Regions from separate parts of the Homo sapiens genome. Here region 1 is linked to region 2. Evidence: chromatin loops called from intact Hi-C (ENCODE). Cell type or tissue: HepG2. All regions are shown on one strand. Each heading gives the region's core, and the rest is flanking DNA. Links, peaks and the distances in the headings are about the cores only. Region 1 overlaps DGKB (diacylglycerol kinase beta). Region 2 has its middle 590 kb from the start of ARL4A.

Region 1 (5,396 bases), core at 135-5,134, 1.4 Mb before region 2:
GGTGAGTCAGTGGGGCTCTCTATTACACATTTTGATTACAGATTGATGTGACCATTTTCTACCATTAAGCATGCAGTGAGTGCCTGGAACTTTTAATAAGTATGCCACGGTGCAATTTGACAGTAACTCCTTGTGTAGTAATACTTGCCACACACATATTGATTCACTCCAGGTATTACTTCAGGATTAAAAATATATTCTCTCTCTTTTGTTTTCCTCTGTTGAAGGTGCAATCTAGTGTTTTTAAGTTACTGACCTCCTCATATTATCTAAAGCAAGAGGCTCTCCAGTATTATTGTATTTTGCAGTTCTTTTGGTGCTTCATTATTTCAATGTTCCTCCTACCTATAAAGGTAATCTATTTTATTGAAAACTGATACTTGGAGGAGGCAGTTAAATATCTCCAGTGGTTTAAAGATTAGTGGTGCCAAAAGTCATTGCGTTTTCTGCCATTACCTTTAATGGCAGAAAACGCAATGACTTTTGCACCAACTTAAATAAACGTAAGTTTTTCCTGTATCAGCAGGAGCCAGGTTCTTATTCTATCGCCTGTCAAAAGTTTTCTTGGAGTAGTTCCTCTAGTTGCAATTAAATACCATTGTGAAGGAATAAAATAAATCAACCTAAGATGAGAATGTAATATAATAATGACTTTGAAAGCAAATCTTGCTGACCCAGACTTGAAGCAGATTTCAGTTATTTTTATTCTAAAAATCTGATGAAATCTATAGTGTATGCCAGATTTTTAAATTCAGCATTAATAGTTATGCAATAATTAGATATACTATGTATAGAATAACATGTCTACTTAATTTCAAAGAACATTAGGGGTGGAAAGAACAATGAAATTGTAATATTTAGAGTTTTAAGGTGTAAGACCATAGTATTCACCACTTTGCTGCCAAACCCAAAACTCTTCATACTTCTTATTACCAGCTGAAATATTTTTACAGATTCAAGACTATATCATAGTTATTCAAGACACCAAATTTTTAAAAGTCATTTCTCAAGATAACTTACTGTCTGTGTTTGTGAAACATATGAGTATATATAAAAATATGTTGGCACATATGGGTTTAGGAATATATAAATGGGCTTTAGGAATATACAAATGAGCTGAGGGTTAAGGAATATGTATAAGTTTAGGAAAAAATAATAGGTTTCAAGAGATTACTATTTGTTTTCTTTTTTACCTGGGTCTTCAAATTTCTTCTAAACTCAGTTGAAGCTTACCTTTCATGAGGCCCATGGGATCCAAGACATGGTCAGAGGATGGAAAACAATAAAATACTAATAAGTGATATATGGAAAGTTACCCTTAAACTAATTTATTTAAACAAAATATAATATATATATTATTGTTAATAAGTATGTAGTTCTACACTTAAAAATTTTGTGAAATAGTATTTTCTTGTACCTGAATTTCTTATACTACACATAACTGAGTATTTTTTTATAATACCATATTTAGCTCTATATTATCAATATTTATTTAATTGTTCATGTACCTTATGACAAAAACCATTATGTAAATCAGACTACTGGGAGAAAACAAAAGAAAAATTGACAAAATGTTGACATTTTAAGGTTTAATGTATACTTTATCCTGAAAAATTGTCAGATAACTTTAGTCAGGAAATTCCAATAATAATGATTCCCGAGAAGGACATTTTATGTTTGTAAAGCTAAACTTTGTATATTCTAAGCATCTATGTAAATTCTAGGATGAGAGAAGGAGGGAAGATGCAGGAATGAGCAAGTAAATCATCTGGTAGTCGAGGGTGAGATAGAAAAGTGCAGAAAGGGACAGTCAGTTGCCCGTATTTTAAATGTCACAAGAGATTTTTTGAAATGATGATTTTTTTTGGAAACTACTGCTGATATATTATTTATTATTTAATTTATAAATATAGATATTTGTGAAGTTATAAAAATTATCACAGGTAATAGAGTCCACAAATCTATATGATTTAACTCAAAGTATTTTAAACCAATATAATACCTCATTAGTTTCTAGTGTAGTATTATTTCAATTGTAAGGCAATTCTATGCATTTAATGTGCACTCTATTAACTGTACATAATTTACTTTTTAATAGTATTTGTAAACTTATTTTTTATGTTTTTAGTAAAAGGGAGTGTCTGGAGCTAAATAGGAGAAATCTAAGGTTTTATTATAGCTATCAGAGCTGTGTTCCAGAGTTGTGTTACCAGTGACGGCCGCTAGATGGCAGAGGCACCTTATTTAATCTCAAGAGACCACCTTAAATCTGAGACTAAATTCCGCCCCCCACCCCATCTCTGTAAAGAACAACTTTAAAAGAAGAAATTTCCCTTTTCTTTCATTTTTGTGAAAAAAGTAAGCCACCTACATTTTAAGCTGTCTTTTAATAAAATGTATAAGCCATATAATCATGTGTAATGATCACAAAATACAGCATCTATTTGTTAGAAAGAGCTGTTGAATTCTAAGGCATGGTAATTGTTTTAAAAAGCAAGAATGACACCAAGACAACTGAGTGATGAGAACCTTTTTTAGCAATTGAGATTTATTTCCTTTCTGTAGGCAGTTAATGTGTTACATTATTACCTGTAGAGAATTTGATCCATGAATCTATCCCCTCACCTTTGCTTATTTAATTGAAAATCTAGATACTGCAGTTTGAAGTTGGCCATTTGTTGTGAAGCTTGTCTTGTTAGGTTGTCCTATATGTTATTGTCTATTGTCAATTATGAGCTCGGGGAGTAGGTTCTAATTGATGGTGCATGTAAAATACCACAGTGTATTTGAAAGTGACTGTGGTGTCCTAGTCAAATTACACAGAAAAGGAAGTAGTCCTGGGAGAGTAATCTTCACTTCTAATGTAAGGCACAACATTTACGATTTCAATGCAATTTATTTTTCTCCAGCAACAGCAGTTTAAAAACTAGTCTATTTTAAAGAATATCTATTTTGGTACCAAAATCAGAAATGGAGTTGATGGGGACCAGATTCTATACCAAATAGCAGAGAGCAAGAGCCATATCTTTTCTCTTACAAGAGGCTCTACAAACTTTACAAAATACAAGATGAATGGGTCAGAAATGGTATAGAGTGTTAGTGTCTCTTAGATTTGAAGGAAAATTGAGAATTTGGATGGCTTTGTGATTCTGATTACCACAATGAAAATTTATACCTGAGACTTATTCATTCTTCCTTCAGAATTCATCTCATTGGAGAATTGTTTTTTAAAAAAATCCAATGTAATTAAAACACTTTTTTTGTTGAATAACTTTATATAGAGGTAAACTCTGTTCCAGTGATTGGAAACTGTCTGCAGAGGGAGAGATATTAAGTAATTTTGGCTATGGGGCCATAAGGTCTCCGCCTTAACTGCTAAACTCTGCTGTTCCAGCACAAATGCAATCGCAGAAATTATGTAAATGAACCACAAAAGCTATGTTTTAATAAAACTGCATGTGCAAAAACAGGTTGCTGGCCAGGTTTGACTCAGTGCCATAGTTTGCCAACCGCTGATCTGTTCTATCACTCATTTCTCAGATTAAAAAACAGAAAAAGTTTTAATTTATTTTAATTCATTTGGAAGAAAGGAATCTAATACCTTTTACTTGGCACAATCGGACAACCACAGCAAGACATGAGGACTAATAGACAGAAAGCATAGGAGCAGTGAACGTCATCAAATTGATCAGATAACAGACCTTAGCTCTGTTATTAACTAACTAGGTCATTTTTATACCAGGCAGTTGCTGTCTCCGGAAAAACGAGAAGTTAGCCAAGAAGAGAAGTTAGTGTTTCCTAATACTCTTTCAGTTTGAACATTTCCTTTTCCTGCATGAACAAGATAATTAATAAGGCTTCAATTTCTGAAATCTCTAACTTTGGATCGTCATTTAATTTTTTCAAGGAAAATTCCTGAATTTATATTATAGGGAAAAGAGAAATGTACATTTAAGCAGTAGACTAGCTTGAAATAGCGATACCTTAACTTGTTATTGTGGATTGTTGTACCCACATCTAGCCTGCATGGTTTCTGGATGGTTTATACTTTGGTCTCACTATATGTGTGCCAAAAATCCTGGTCTTCAATTCTTATAGGTCATTTAAACTTTGCCTTTGACTGAGATTGTTTAAGACACATTTTTTTCTTGACTCTCAGTAAAGTAATATGCAGTGTGTTCTCTGATGAAATTCCTGAGTGATGGAGAATAGAAGACTATGTATTATATTTTGGGAGCTGATGTTCAGCACATCGATTTTTAAAAGTTTTTAATTTGGTTAAGAGTTTTTGTTCTGCTGTCTATACTTTGCTCAATGTAGAAAGCAGTTACAAAACTAGATGAATGCAAAAATTCTTGAGATTCCAGATTGTGTCATTTAAGAAAAATGACTACGTGGTGTAACCTGCTGTTGATTTTGCATTTGAGCCTCAGGAATGACAGGTGACCTTACAATGTGTGGTCTGGAGATGAACAGTTGATGACAGCTCCACTCAGAATTTTAAAACTTTTCTCTGCATTCTCTTTGCCCAGGCCTAATAGAGCTCATCTTTTTGTCTAAAAGAGAAGTTTCGGCCGGGCGCGGTGGCTCACGCCTGTAATCCCAGCACTTTGGGAGGCCGAGGCGGGCGGATCACGAGGTCAGGTGATACCATCCTGGCTAACACGGTGAAACCCCGTCTCTACTAAAAATACAAAAAATTAGCCGGGCGCAGTGGGTGAAGGCAGGAGAATGGCACGAACCCGGGAGGCGGAGCTTGCAGTGAGCCGAGATCGCGCCACTGCCCTCCAGCCTGGGCGACAGAGCGAGACTCCTCTCAAAAAAAAAAAAAAAAAAAAAAAAATAAGAGGAGTTTCTGTCACATTGTCATAATTTTTTTTTTGGAGACCTTGGACAAAAAGTAAGGTAATTTAATGTTCTTTGTTATTTAATGAGTTGGAAGTAATTATTTGTAACATTAGCTCCTCTCTCTCTCTATATAAGTTAAGTCAGTTGAAACATAACTAGGTGTGGGGAGAGAAGCATGTGGGTTAGGACATCAATGAAATTTCTCCTTGAGGTCTTCTGAAAAAAAATTATTTATAGTAGCCCTAGTTCACTTGAACATTTTATGTGATCTTGGAAGTATTTATGGAAAAACTAAAACTTTAGAATCACTAGGATAAAGATTTTTATTTATGGAAAAACTAAAACTTTAGAATCACTAGGATAATGATTTTTATTTATGGAAAAACTAAAACTTTAGAATCACTAGGATAATAGGTTTTAAAAGTTCTGAAGAGCATTATTTCCTTTGAAACATCCCTTTGCCTTGTAGGCAACTAAGAGTTGGGGAAAATGTAAAGTTCCTTCTCAGCATGGAGTAGCCTAGGATTCATTAAGCATTTATCTGTCAT
Region 2 (5,396 bases), core at 306-5,305:
GATAGTGCTATATAAACAAAGAAACAAACTTTCTTGTACATTCTTAATACCACTTCAAATGGGAGGAAGATTCATTGTTGACTTGAGAGGTAAGTTTCTTTTCTTCTGAGTTTAATTTTGAATAACAAAATAAAACAATTAAATTAGTGGAATAAAAATGTTTGCAGTCATGAAGTGTTTGACTGAGACAGTCACAAAATAATCCATTTAAAGTTGGCTTTTCTGTATTTGAGCCATTAGTCATCTCACTAAATTACAGACAGAACTGCATAGGTGAGGGGAAAAAAAACTAACATGTCACCTATTTTTCTGCTGCAAGCAAATGTAATAGGTATTGTATTGCTTTATTTTAGCACTTCCTAACATGAAGTAAGTGTACACAGGAATAAAACTAAAAGGTTGAAATCCAATTTTACCGTTGTATTTCTTGAATTACTAACAGTACTTTTAGTATGGGTTACTACATTCCAACTTCTGTCAAAATTCTAGCAGTCAAGGACCATTCAGTATTTCAGGGAATCTTGATAAGGATAAATCTATTAGGAGGGAGAAGGCTCAGGTGGCTGGAAGCCATCCCTGTAAGTGATAAACATGGCACCTTGAATAAATAAAGCTTGATTGTGGATTTGACAAGGTCTATGTGTTGATTCTCAGGTAGAAACATCTGCATTTTTAGGGCATTCTGAATGTTTACCTGTTCATTAAACAAGTACCCATTAGCTTTTTCTCTATTATAGATCATGTAAAAGGCACTGGGGATACAGCAATGAGAAAATGAAGAATAAGAACAATAATTACTCATGCAATTAGAACAGTATCACTTGCTATTACTGCTGAGAGTATCCCTAATCATCTATTTACTGAACTGTTACTAAGATTCTACTTTGGACTATGCTTTGTATTGGGCACAGATGCTACAATGGCAGACAAGGTCTAAACCCTACTGGGAAGAAGGTATGTGGCCTAATGTAAGGTTTCCAGGCCTGAATATCCTGAGAAACCCATAAGATTTATTAAATTGTAATATTTACAGTTCTACCCAAGGTATTTGTATTAAAAGAAAATAAAAATGTAAAAAAAAATTCCAGATGATTCTGACAAACTGCTAATTGTGAAATCGTTCTCTAGTCTAACAACACAAGAAAATACTAAATGCTATCCTCTTACAGAACTTTGACATTTGGAAAACATTTACCCTCATATACTTGGGCTTTTGTATGTGTTATTCCACTTGGCAAATGCAGAGTGTCCATTTTCCTGAGCAATAATATAAAATCAACATAAAATAATAAAACATCATTTTAATGTAATTTAGTTTATTAAGGCTTTATTTTTGTACTTGTGTTCTTCAACATTCCAATTTTATTTTTAATGTAGAGGCTATTGATGGTATTTACTAGAGAGATAATCATGGCAATCAACTCGACTCTGCCATATACATATGGTGTTATGCTTGTAGAACATTGAATTTTCTTGGCAAAAGTTACTTTCCCATTCTTGGACAATAACACTGGAAAAACTGCCCCAAAATTCAGCATTGTCCTTGGCACCTAAACTCAATCACTGCCCATCTATTCATAGAGATTCTTCTTTTACTTTTGTCCTGTATAAATTAGTTGCCAATATGGCCCCTCAAGATAAACGCTTGACTAAGAGGGCCAGAATTACATCTTAAAAGAGTTATCTATATTTTGATATATCAAGTTATTGCCATTTGTTGACATAATTTTATGTAATTTCTATAATTTCAGTCATCATAAGGCTGCCTGCCGTAGCATAACATTTTCCTGCCTAATTTTGACTAGTCGAGGGATGAGCAAGCATATTTAAAATAGCTATGTTACTATCCACATAGATCACTGATGTCAAAGTCCAGAATAATTTGCTTAAAAGCTGGAAATTAAGAAATGTGAAGCCATTATTTCAAGTTTGCTAGATCAAAAAAATTTTCATGATAGTGTTAACCCAGGTGCCATTTGAAACAGTTTGGCTAACGATCTTCTTAAGAGTTAAAAACGAAACAAAGTGACTTCATTGGAGTTTAATCCTATCCTTTGATTGCTGGATGCTATATTAATTTTTTCACCAGTTCAGCTGTTCCAATGTAACAAATTGGCTTTATCTTCATTGGTCAGCTTCTTCCTGTAATTCAGACAACTTAATGGATTTTAGTTCTAAATAGAGTATGGTTTGTTTCTGAGTATTAATTTCAACTTTAGTTATTGTGCAAATTATGCCCTAACTTAAAATTGAACCACATTGACCACTAAAACAGAAAAGTCTAATATATGACCCAAATTAACAAATTTTGCCCAGACAGCAAAGTTAAGTTGGCTTGATTTCCTCATTCTCATATACTATTTCACAAAGCATGTTCTCCATCTAGTGGCTGGAAAGCTCAGAGGACAAGCTTATCTCATTATTACTAATTCACTATATATTTATATATCTTTATAAGAATAAACAAATCACATATATATGACAATTGAGTTTTTATTCTTGCCTTCTACACTATTATAGGGGACAGGACAAGGATTCGGTTTTATTAACTTTACATTAACTGAGACCTTCAACATGACAAGACAAACAATTTTTTAATTGCTTGAAATAAGACTGAGAAAGAATACAGTAAGTAGATTTCTGCAGAGTATAAAATAACATAAATGTCATGTATAATTGTTAGTAAGTGCTTGTTTTTATTATGGAACCAAATCAGGTAACAGAATCCTGGATTATAAAAGGTATCTCTTGGAATCTATGTTCTTGGCTATATTTCTAATCAATTATTTGTTTATTGGGTCTGGTACTTTCTACTGGATCCACATTATGAGCAAGAACAGCTCATTTTTCCTTTCTCTACAGTTACTAATGAAATGTTCCTTTCCATTTCATCACACTACTTCAGCTCTCATTTTCTGCTAGTTGTCATGTTCTTGGAGTAGTTCTTATCCCAGAAAAAGAAAAAAAAACTTTAATCAGTAAAAATACTAAATACTATCAAAGATCATAAGAGGATATTTTATACATATATGCATGTCTATTTTTTTAACTGGAAATTTCAAAGGTTTTCCTTGACCTTGGTGAGTGCTGCTTTGGTAAAACGAATGCCTTGGGGAACTAAGTCAACTCCGAAAGAGCTGAAAATCTTCCCTCACAACACCAGAGAGGAATATTTTAGAATCAGAAGTATGTTAGGATTCATGTTCTTGTATTTGCCCATTTTACAGATGACATAGATGGAGCTAGCCCAGAGTAGTAAAAGGATGAAGTTGAGGTAAAGTAGGCTTCAGAATAAGATGTGTTCAAATACTCCATCTGCCACTGGCCAGCTCTGTTATCCCAGGCCAGTGACTTAAACCTGCAGAGCCATGGTTTCTGTTCCATAAAATGTGAGTACTATTACCTGAAGTGTAGGGTCATTATTAAGATGAAGCAAGACACAGACAGACAGACAGACAGACAGACAGACAGATGATTGATAGACAGATGATAGATAAATCGATAGCTATTATAAACACTTGGGACATGTAGCTGGCAATCTATCATCTATCTATCTATCTCAAGAGTTTATTATAGTGCCTGGTACATAACAGAATTTTTTAAAACGTAAGGTTAATTACATAGTAAGTTAAAATGAAAGACCTAGGTCTTGAACCTGTCTTAAGCCCAGATTTTCCATCATGCCACATGGTTATACATTGATCTTTTAAAGACTTAATGATAAAATGGTATTCATGAAGCTGAGTGAAGAAAGTGCTTTATAGCAATTGCTGACTTAATAAACTGATGTCTCTAAAAGTTAAATGATGAGAAAATTAAATATAGCTTCAGCAATTAAATAATTTTTTTTCCACATAGCCTAAAATCTGGCAATTAAAAAAATAATTGTTATATTTATAACTATAAAACTATAATTATACTTCTGTAGATATGTAGTATAGCTTATATATTTCTAGAGTATGTGAAAAATGCATCAGAACACCTCTCTCTCCCTCTTTCTCTCAATACCTCATTAGATAAGTTTCCATGTTAAATAAGTAGTTTCCTCAAGAAAAAATGTAAAAATGATATTTAATAATTAGCAGACATATAGAACAGTGAGAAGGACTATTAAAGAAACACATGGATTTTTTTTTTTCTATTTTAACCAGGTTTTGCTCGCTATACTACTCAATGTCATCAGGTAATGAGCACTCCCACACTTCTTTTAGGTAAATGACAAACTGGAAGCACAATCCAATGCATGTATTCATTTTACTAACATAAGTATATCTAATAATAATTAACACTAATGAAATGGATTCAAATATTTCAGTAAAAAATTACAGACATCTCACAGAGCTATCGCAAAATACAAATGTTTCCCAACAGATTTCTTCTCACTTTGACAAATCTTTGTTCTTCATATCTTTGTCTTCAAAGTCAATAAACATCTTTCTAATTGAAAGGGCTTTTTTTTTTTTTTTTTTTTTTTTTTTGGAAATCAAGGCCTATAATATGTAAGTATGGACATACACATGAAAAAAATGTAAAAAAAAAGACAACTTATTAAAAGATTCATCAAGGAATTTTATATTTTTTCTGTGAATTAGAAAAATATACAGTTCTTGAAAAATGACGCATGAGGACTCACATGTACACTACCTTAGTGCTTAACATTTGCCTAATTTCTGTCTCATTTTCTAAGTTCACTATTAAAACTGAATGAGGGTTCTAACATTCTAAAATAAACTAATATTGTACTTCTCCTTAAATATTTAGAGCTCTTTTTGTAAAATTACTTTTTTAACAACTATAATACATTAAAGCTCTGAGTATAAAATTTCACTAAGGCCATATCAAAAATTTCAGGGACCTGTTGCTAATAATTTATAAACTTATAAAAGCCAATCTCGCCATCTAGTGGTTATAGATGAGAAATATGAATTAAAAGATTGAAAGTAACCGTTTCTATTTTAAGACATTTCAAATTAGCCAAACATATTTACTTGTGCAGTTTTTTAAAAGGTACAAAAACAATTCAGTAGAGAAAAGATAATCTTATCAACAAATGATGTTGGATAGATTATATTCCATTGGCAAACAAAAAGAATATTAGCCTATACCTCACAAATTAAACAACAACAAAAAAGCCCCTGAAAAAAATAGATTAAAACACAAACACTAAAAGTTGTAGGAAAAAATGGGACATAATTTTAGAGATTTAGGGATAAGCAAAAATTCTTAGATGACACCAAAAGCTTGATCCATAAAAGGAAAAACTGAAACGTTAAACCTTGTAATTAGAAACCTTTGCTCTGTGAAAGACAGAGGATGTTTCATTCGTTAAGAGGATGAAAAAAAAGCTACCTACAGACTGAGAGAAAATAGTTTCAAAACACATACTGGAGAAAGGA

The links. A loop is a pair of places that touch in the nucleus more often than their neighbours do. Peaks named below come from ENCODE experiments on the same cell type or tissue, not always from the same donor. Only the 100,000 strongest peaks of a DNase experiment are listed, where the experiment ranks them.
Region 1: it touches region 2 in a loop (32-fold over the local background); 83 of 110 quality-filtered maps call a loop at or near these places.

What each region holds. Positions count from the first base shown.
Region 1 is chr7:14,688,647-14,694,042 of GRCh38, reverse strand. The region is part of intron 9 of DGKB (diacylglycerol kinase beta); the gene reads left to right. Among named protein-coding and RNA genes, the nearest start is that of DGKB, 210 kb to the left of the region's middle. In HepG2, for the core only: a CTCF peak has its summit at 2,213 (motif pointing right); no DNase peak of the experiment used is centred there.
Region 2 is chr7:13,279,547-13,284,942 of GRCh38, reverse strand. No RefSeq gene overlaps it. Among named protein-coding and RNA genes, the nearest start is that of ARL4A, 590 kb to the right of the region's middle. In HepG2, for the core only: a CTCF peak has its summit at 2,342 (motif pointing left); no DNase peak of the experiment used is centred there.